Regions from separate parts of the Homo sapiens genome. Here region 1 is linked to region 2. A link is an interaction called in ENCODE POLR2A ChIA-PET data of the cell type or tissue named here. Cell type or tissue: Panc1. All regions are shown on one strand.

Region 1 (5,000 bases), 230 kb before region 2:
TTATGTGCAATTGAAAGCATCTTAACTGATACATCTCTGCTCCTTTTCATCCTTTCTCATTACTCTCCCCTTTGGAAAGAATCAGAGAGCCCTTTTCACCTGTTCAGTGATGTCAACAATTTTTTAAAAAGAAACAAAGACTTTCATTTCTGGGGTGCTCTTAGGTCCAGCTTGCCCAGGACCCTTCCAGAGCAGCTGTGGTTTATTCCTGTGGTTCTGGTGTAATTTTTAAGAGTACTCAAAAATGTTCTTGGATGGATGATAAATTATTTGGTCACATTATTTTCCTTTTTCAGAGGAAAAGCTTCAGTGTGGATGTCTCTGGAAGAGAGAGAGAGAAAATACACAGCTTTCAAATTCACAATAAAAGGGTAAATGGTGAACCCCAGGGTTTGGGGGGTGGGGTAGGCAGAACTGGAGGGAGCACTTGCCATGAAAGAGGTTCCCTAGAGTAGGGAGGAGGCCCAGAAAGAGCAAACTTGGAGCTCTAAAGGCAAACTGCATGCACTTCCCAGCTTTTCCAGTGACCTGCCCTGCTTCTAAGAGCACGCAGAGCCTTTGTTGGTGTGTTTCTGATCTTTCTCTGCTGCCTTTTCACACAGTCCTAATCCACTTTCTACCAACACCCCTGGGGTGAGTGGAGCCTAAGACTTAGCCAAGAAGTCTGAAACTCTTCCCTGTGGTTTTTGTCTGAACCCAGACAACTCCCTGTTTCTTTCTGAGCTCTTTCCGAGACCATTACAGGATTGACAATGGCAACATACGAAGTGGGTAATGTCACTCTCACTCACGCTATTTCAATTCCTTTCTTTCCAGACTTTTCCAGACCCCTCATAACTGGAAGGTGTGTGGAGTGCACCCCGTCTCCACTCCCTCTGTTGTACCTCCCTCCTGTGGGAAGAAAAGCAATTCACAAACCAGGCAGTTTATCCCTGCTGAACAACACGTTGTTAAATGCATAATTTAGTCTTGATGTAAATTATACAGGCTCATTATCTGTGAGAAAATCTGGCTGCCCTGTGAGCCAGTTAGAATGATGAGCAACGTGCCTGGAGCCCCAGTAGCTGTCCCTGAGGAGTTGAATCCAGGAACAGAAGGAGCCCTTGTGCTCCCAGAGGCAGCACCAGGCATCAGGCCTCAGTTCTAGCCAATCTGCTGGGACTGGGGCTAGGCAGGGGGCCCTGAAAAGCGAGACCCTGCTTCTTGCACAGAGACATGCTTCTTTCTTGCTGCCTTCTGTGCCTGATCATCCAGGTGACTATTAGGGCTTGTGCAGTAGAACAAAGCAGGAGAAATGACTGAGGGGATGCGGGTCACAGGGGACACTTGGCTGGAGTTGGGGAAAGATTGGGCTGGAATCAATGCCTAGAATCCTCATCATTCATAATCTGGATCTGTGGGAAACTGGTAGGCTCCTTGAAGGGGGGACCTCAATGCTGAAAGAGAAGTCTTTTAACTCATTCAGTAATAACTATCTGAGTGCCTACTATATCTTAGGCACTAAACTAGGGTCAGAGGCTACAAGAGTAAACAAAACACAATTGTTGTCCCTAGATGCTTTCAGTTTACTGGGAATTTCAGACAAGATAACAGGTAGTTACAAAGGAGTATTGATGTCACTGGTAAACACACACACACACACACACACACACACACACACACACACGCACATTAAAAATTACCCAGCAAGATGTCTGTGTGTCCTTCAGTGTCATTCTAAAGCCTTGTCTAATGGGCCAGCCCAAGCGTCATCTGAAATCCTTGATTTGGCTCACTATCACAAATTCTTATGGTCTAGATCCTGAAAAGTTAGATCTTAATTTGTAGGAAATTGATAAGTTGCAAATGATTTTTGTCTGGCAGAGATGTAAATGATTTCTCTCCATTGGAATAAACAGTTCCAAAGGGTTATAATTGTGTTGCTTCTAGGACATTATTCAGTTTTGTACCTAGGTCAGCAGTCTTACTTCAGCATCCTTGCTTTCACTGACTATTCTGTATATACTCAGCTTCTTATAGGTTCCTTCAATCCAACTTTATCATCCTGCTGGTTCTCTCATTAACGAGTTAAATAAATCTTTGGCATAGACTTTGATGTATTTGCATGAGAGTCACACCTTTAACTTTTTGGAAATTATCATCTGACACCTTAGAGGTAAGACCACCTTAGTGGTAAGGGGTAAAAGACAAGAAACATGAAATCCAGTCTTAGGGGTTTAGGGAAGATTTCTCAGAGAGGGCATCTAAAGTCAGATATGAAGGACAAAGGAGTTAGCTAGGCAAGGATGGATGCGGGAAAGTGTACTAGGTGGGAGATTAGTATACACAGAGGCCAGAGATGAGACAGTTGCATTAACACTAGAAGCCCAAGAAGGTGAGCGGTGAGCAGCAGGGATGGAGAGGTAAGGAACGGTCAGACTGGAATGGACCTCAGTGCTATGCCAAGGAGCTTGGTCTTTATAAAGAGGGCACTGTAAGTCATTAACAAGTTTTTAAACAGGTGCAAAATGTGGTTGGATTTGGCTTCTGGGTTCACTGTCTTGTAAGCCAGGTGGGAAACTCATTCATTGTAGACTAATTGTAGCCTGCTGAGGTTGCTTCTAAGATTCCTATGTAATTCTGGTTCCCTCCAGTTTGCTCTACAATTAAAAGACATTGGTGAATAAATTTATGGACACAATTCCTATACGTTAGCTGGAATGCCCAACAATGGATATTTATCATGTTTAAGGTTTTCCTTTTCTAACCTTGTCAAAAATATAGAGAAAGCAGAAGTGCAAAAAAAAAAAAAAAAAAGTGCAAGGCTCACATATTTTAAAGTGAAATTCTCAGCAACGGACAAATCAGAGCTGAAGGGGAGACTCCAGAGACCAGCTATTAGATGAAATTGCTTTGGTCGGAAAGGTTGCTGCCTTTTTCAAGTTTCCTTAGCCAGATGTTTCCGCTTAAGCAATAAATTGTGAAACATTTTTGCATTTTTGGCACAAGGGATCATTTATTCGGTTATGACGTAGTTTGCAGAGGACTTTTCAGCATTGATAGCACTTTTGTTTCTTGTCCCACTTAATTTTCATAAGAGCCTGTGAGGCAGAGAGGCTGTCTGCTGCCATGTCCATTTTATAGATGGAGAAGCCAAGGTCCAGAAAGGGTCAGTGGTTTGCTCAGCCACCACTACAAATTAGTCAGAGCCTGTAAAAGGAAGATCTTGTCACCATAGCCTTGTCTGACACTACCATGGAAAATTTTACCTAGTGGGTTTTTAATAAATGCAATGAAGTGTTCTTAATATGTATCAAATTATATAATTATACATCTATATGCTTACTGTTGATTAAGGCCACTAAATTGTAACCTTCATTAAGGCAGTTTTCAATTTTCTGTTGCTGTATAACAAATGACCCCAAAACTTAGTAGCTCAAAACCAACAATTAATTAGTTTTCATGATCCTATAAGCCAGGAATTTGGGCATGGCTCAGCTGGGTGGTTCTTCTGTTCCACATGGTGTCAGCAGGGGTCACTCAAATATATTATGCTAGTGATTGGGTTGGACTATAAGATGGTTAATTTTATGTGTCAAATTGCCTGGACCACAGTGCCCAGATATTTTGTCACACATTATCCTGGTGTTTCTGTGAGGGTACTTTTGGACATGATAAACATTTAAATTAGTAGACTTTGAATAAAGCAGATTGCCCTCCATCAGATGGGTGGGCCTTGCCCAATTAGTTGAAGGCCCAAATCAAATACAAGACTGACTTTACCAAAACAAGAAGGAATTCTCCAATAGATGGCCTTTGGACTTGAACTGCAATATCAGCTCTTCCCTGGGTCTCCAGCCTGCTGGCCCACCCTGCAGATTTTAGACTTACCAATCTCTATAACTGCATGAACTAATTCTTTAAACCTCTCTCTCTCTCTGTATATATGTATATGTATATGACCACTCCTTCTTTACACGTCTAGCTTGGGCTTCTTTGCAGCATGGTGGCCTCAGAGTAGTCAAACTAATACATGGTAGCTGGGATATAAGAAAAGTGAAAGCTGCCAGTCCTCTTAAACCTTGGACTTTGAATCTCAGAATATCCCCTCTAATGTAATGTATTCATCAAAGCAAGTCACACACCAGCTCAGATTCAAGGTGAGGGTAAATAGATTCTACCTCTTAATGAGAGGATTGACAGAGTCACATTGCAAAATACATGAGGGGTGGAAGATACTATTGCAACCATTTTTGCAGGGACCGTGTTTTATTCTTAATGTATTTCCCAAACTCTTAAGAGTTTTGGGGAATATTTAATGTAACAATGTATACAAAGAGCTGAGCACAACAAATATTCCTTAAATAACTGTATGTATTCATTTGTGGATAGATGGATGGTGATAGAGTTTGGATATTTGTTCCCTCCCAAATCTCATGTTGAATTGTAATTCCCAGTACTGGAGGTGGGGCCTGGTAGGAGGTGTTTGGCTCATGGAGGCGAATCCCTCAGGGCTTCATGCTGTCTTCCTGATAGTGAGTTCTCATGAGATCTGGTCATTTAAAAGTGTGTGGCATTTCCCCATCCAATTTGTCTCTCGCTCTTTCTCTCCTGCTCCTGCTTTTGCCATGTGTTGTGTCGGCTCCTTCTTCACCTTCCACCATAATTGTAAGCTTCCCGAGGCCCCTCTAGAAGCTGAGCAGATGCCAGCATCATGCTTCCTATAAAGCCTGCAGAGGCTTAATTGGCCTAAAGAGCCAATTAAATATCTTTTCATTATAAATTACCCAGTCTCAAGTATTTCTCTATAGCAACGCAAGAATGGCGTAATGCAGATGGAAAATGTGCCCAGGGTGTGTGATTGTGACTCACAGACTCACAGGTGACCCCAATCGTTACTACACCTCATGTCTACCCATAGATAGTCCTTTGAGAAACAAGATAGGGCTGTAGTTAAGAGCTTGGGTTTTGAATTCAGACCACAGGGCTCCAGATTCAGTCTCCACTACTTGGGAGCTGTG
Region 2 (5,000 bases):
CATTCTCCCCTCCCAATGATCACAGCAATTTCTGAATGCAATACAATGCATGAAAGACTGAATGGGCTTCAGTTTACTCACCAGTAAAAATGAAGGCATTTGGCTAAATAATCTCACAGGCTCACAAAATTTAAAAGCTAAGAGACTTTAGGATTACCTGGCCCAGAAGTTTTCAACCCAATCAAATAAAACACACTTTTTATAACAAACATTTTATAGTACTCTACTAATCTGGTATAAAATCCATAGATCATATAACCTGCCCATGTTTTTAAATTAATATAACATGAAAACTGTAATACAAAGGAGAAATGAAAAGAAAATAGCTTACAGAAAATGTTGTGTATTTCAGTATGTGGATACTCTGCTTGATTGCACTAAAGGACAAGGGAGGCTCAGATTCTTGTACCTGTAGAATAACCACGAATGTGATATCACAATGCAGACAGATATAGGTGTGTTGCTTAGTGACTCAAACATCATTAGTGTTTGCTATAATTTGATTTTTTGGAGATTATTAATAACTCTTGGTAAAGTTCTGAGCAAAATAAAGTACAATCTTACCTCTATTTATACACAGTCCTGGAAAATTCAGTGTATATTTTCAGATGTGAAAAATACTATATGTTTATATAGAAAACATAGTCGGATTCCTTGAATGTCCGGCGGGACATGAAAGTCATGCCAGATATGGGCCAGGTGGTCGCTTTGTGGGATTGCCCAGAGCATTGTTTAGCAGTTCTGCACCTGCCCATCCAATGTCACCAGCACCCCACCCCCAATCATTGTGACATCTAAAAAGCTACCTTCACAGATTGCTACCAGCACCCAAGGGGGTGATTCCAACCTCTGCAGAGAATCTCTTTCAAACACTGCATAATTTGAGCAAAATGTGGGGCAAAATCATACAAAAAATTGATATTAGATCTAGGAATGGTAATTTTTTTTAAGAAAACATTGTACATATACATGATCACATAGGTTTCACAATTTATGTGGCTGGTTTCACGCATCCTTGTTGGCTCTGTCTCATTTCCAGTTATGAAAATGACTTGTCTTCTGAGATGCTTTGCTTGTGTCCTTACTTGACAAAGGAGGCCTGGAGGCTCAGAGAGTTGGTGGCAGGCGAAGCTGGAGAATGCAGGCCTCGTGACTGCCAGTTCTGTGCTCTCAGGCTAGCTTCCTCTGGCACTCTCCAAAGTTTGTAGGACGTCACAGCAGCAGTTGTGCTAGTTGCAACACTTCTGATTCTAACTGCAGTGTTTACTTTCAGACCCTCGGCCTTTGCTGCTTACATAGGATTCTAGGATTCGTGATGAAGGCAGATTAAATATTTAGATCCCTCGAACAAGTTAAATTACAATCGGGCTGGATTCCCACTGGGTAATCCCACTTGAACCTTGTGTACTCTGGGGGGAACATGAACTTTACTCATTTCATTCAAAACTCGCATGAACAGAGAGTGAAGCTGGCTCCTCTCCACCTCCCCCGCCCCCACAAAAAAACTGCTTATCTCAGAATGAAAAATCCATCCAGTTCCTTGGAGGATTCGCTTTGCCTTGCCCCATAGCGGACATAGTGTGTGTATTCAGCGGGAACAATTTGCTCATGCCAAGAAACTAGATCCTGTTTGAATGACAGTAGTTATGGGAAAACAATATGTCTACAGCCCACACCAAAGCATGGCTTGTACTTTATGGCTGGCATTGTCCCAGAAGAGAATTGGCAGGCAGCTGAGAAACCTCTCATGGCCACTGGACTCGGACAACCATCTCTACTGCCCTCACTTGCCCTTAACTGCCTATACCCCTTAATTTGGACTTTTGGTCTAGGAGCAATATCTTCCAAGTCAATTTCTGCTCTGTGGCACTCTCGGTAGCTGGGGGAAAGGGTGATTCTGGCTGGCCCTGGACTCTTAACTATTCTCAGAGTCTCCAGAAACATCTTTTATTCTTCTTTCTTTCTCTCCTCTTTTTTAAAGCCTATAGACTCTTTCCGTTTCCTCGGCAGCTCTAAGCTCATCCTGCTCCCTCCCCTAGCTTAGCTCCATACCCCCCTCTCAGGACAGTGGTTCCTTAATGTCCACAGAACCCAGGTCAAGCCCATGTCATGACAGCAGGTGTCCCTTGTTGCTGGGACTTGGACCACCGAGGCCCTCTGGGCTTTGAGATAATTTGTCATACACACTCTGATACATGAGCCGGAGAACTCAACCTAAATTAGTTACAGGTGGGACAGAAGAAACAAATGAAACTGGGCATCAAGATTTCTCCAACTGACACATATAATGTGAATGTGAGAGAAAGCATAGGATCACAGATCCGTAAAGGAAAAAGAAAAGGCCATGGAAAGACAGAGGAAGTTTCTGTCCCAACTTTCCCTGATTACTTGAAATTCTGTGTGTCTGAAGTGAGCCAAGAAAAGCTGCCAAGAAAGAAGTTGTGGAAGATAAGGGCACAAATGCAACATTTAGTTTTCAGTGCTTTGTAAAAGCCCAAAGACTATTGCGTGTTCTTGACAACTGCATTACCACGTTAGATTCCAGTTTTTTTGAATTTGGATGTTTTGGGAGTTTTTACATGGCTAGATTCTTAGCATCTAGTGATAAAAGGAAAGGGACTCTGACAATGCAATTTCCAGTTACAAAATAGGTGTTAGTTCTTATTTAATTATACAATCCCTTCTGCTCTATCAGCTATTGGCAAAGTTTTCTGTGCATTGTCTTAATGCTTTGTGATACAATTCTTTTATGATATAACACATATCCCTTAAATTTGTATTTCCTGCCTTTTCTTCCCGCACTAATTTGAACCATACAAAAAATTGATACAAAAGAGGAGAAACTTCATGCAGGACAAATAAGGATATTCTACTGGGGCAATTCTCAATTAAAGTTAGCATTTTACATAACAATACAGGATATGGCAAAATCAACTCAAGATGCGGTATATTGCGATAGCATTATAACTAACCAAGTCCAGACCTGAATTTTACACCAGTTGTAAATCATGGTGAGAAAAATAAATCTCATGCCTGAGCCAGAGTTTGCTTTCCTTGGATTTGGCAACAAACTATTACTAACTTTGCACAAGATAGGCCACAGGGGAGAAAATAACTACATTTCTTTGAAACAATCCCTGGTTATAAAGGGTAGCTAATTCTCATTTAGCAACCAGCTGGATTTTTAAATAATAATATCACCTTTAATGAAAATTGATACATCTAGCCCCAAAAGAAACTATGTCTAAATGACATTCCTGGAACTTAGAATACAATTTTTTTTTTTTTTTGTATTTTTTTAGTAGAGATGGGGTTTTGCCAAGTTGGCCAGGCTGGTCTTGAACTTCTGACCTCAGTTGATCCACCCACCTCGGCCTCCCAAAGTGCTAGGATTATGAATTTTTTTTGAAGTCCACTATTTATTTATGCCAGTTAGTCAGTTAGTTTATACACATTGCCTTGTTTAAGCTTTTTAGAAGACTTACTAACTAAAGTCCATAGCTGACATTAGGGTTCCTTCTTCGTGTACAACACAAAGAAGGGTTTGTCAAATACACAACGACATGTGTCCATCACTACAGTATGTTCTCTAGTATCATTCTATGATTGATAGAGTAATATAGTATTCTAGATACTATAGAAGAGTTTCACTGCCCTAAAAGTCCCCTATGCTTCATCAACTCATCCCTTACTCCCTTCCCCGAAGGCCTGGCAATCACTGATCTTTTTTACTTTCTCTATAGTTTTGCCTTTTCCAGATGTCATACAGTATACCGCCTTTTGGACTGGCTTCTTTCACTTATCAACGTGTATTTAATGTTCCTCCATGTCTTTTCATGGCTTGACAGCTCATTTCTTTTATCACTGAATAAAAGATACAGATGGACATACCACAGTTTATCCACTCAGTTACTGAAGGGCATCTTGGTTGCTTCCCAGTCTTGGCAATTATGAATAAAGCTGCTACAAACATTTGTGTGCGCAGGTTTTTGTGTGGACATAAGTTTTCAATTCCTTTGGGTAAAAACCAAGGAGATGGATTGCTGGATCATATGGTAAGAGTATGTTTAGTTGTATAAGAAACTGCCAAACTGTCTCCCAAAGTTGCTGTACCATTTTGCCTTCTCATTGCTTAATCTTTTAGCAGCGTTTCAATGTATGTATTTTACCACCTGTTACTCAGATGAACAAACTGAGATTTCAAGAGATTAAATCACTTGCCCGACGTCTCAAAGCAGAGTGAGGACTAATGCTGAGATTCAAATTTGGGTTGATCTGGCTTTAAAGCTGGTGATCATCCTGCTACACTACACTGCATCACCAAGCAAAACCAGCACTGAGCCAGGGCAGAGTCCTTCAATGGTGCCAGTATAGGTAGCCAGCCTCTGCTGAATGTATTAACGTCCCCATCCTGAGCCTAAAGCCAAGCATCAGGGAAATGTCCTATCACACAGCCTGGAAACTTTACTCCTTCCCCTGAACCACAGAGTCACTTTTTTCTTCCTCCTCTGCCCCAGTTCTGGGGAGGGGCTGTAAGGCACTGTGAATCTGGCACAGAGCAGGCACTAGAAGTAGTCATGCCTCAATGCAACTCTAGCTGTAGGCAAAGACAGCCTGCTCTTATTAAACTTTGCATTATCATGCCATGAAACCACAGTCAGTAATGCAAACACTAACCCAAAACCCCAGCATGAGGTTTCAGAATTCAGGGCTTCTTTCAAAAAACTAGACCACCAGCAGCCGGCTGTTCCAGGAGGGGGGGCTAAGGGAAAAGTCACTGACATCCCCTTAAGCCAGAAACAACTAAAGATAACTTATCACAGGCTCATACCTATAAACTAAGGGACTTAGTCACTTGCAAATGCTTCTAGATTTTTAGCTCAAGACAAGGGAGTTTTGCATTGCATTTTCCAGGTGTGATCTGAATATTTCTCATTCTCAGTCTGGCATAAATCCAAATACACTTGTACCTCAGTTAACTGATTGTCACAATGTATAGC

What was found. Peaks named below come from ENCODE experiments on the same cell type or tissue, not always from the same donor. Only the 100,000 strongest peaks of a DNase experiment are listed, where the experiment ranks them.
Region 1: POLR2A ChIA-PET joins it to region 2 with 13 read pairs; 4 of 35 experiments call an interaction of 5 or more read pairs at or near these places.

The regions. Positions count from the first base shown.
Region 1 is chr12:94,038,120-94,043,119 of GRCh38, reverse strand. It overlaps LOC105369913 (a long non-coding RNA gene), which reads right to left and starts at 4,611. Exons shown (of 4, transcript XR_945223.3): 1 at 792-4,611; 2 at 100-321. In Panc1, no CTCF peak of the experiment used is centred here; no DNase peak of the experiment used is centred here.
Region 2 is chr12:93,810,813-93,815,812 of GRCh38, reverse strand. All of the region lies in intron 2 of CRADD (CARD and death domain containing adaptor protein), which reads right to left. Among named protein-coding and RNA genes, the nearest start is that of CRADD-AS1, 75 kb to the right of the region's middle. In Panc1, no CTCF peak of the experiment used is centred here; no DNase peak of the experiment used is centred here.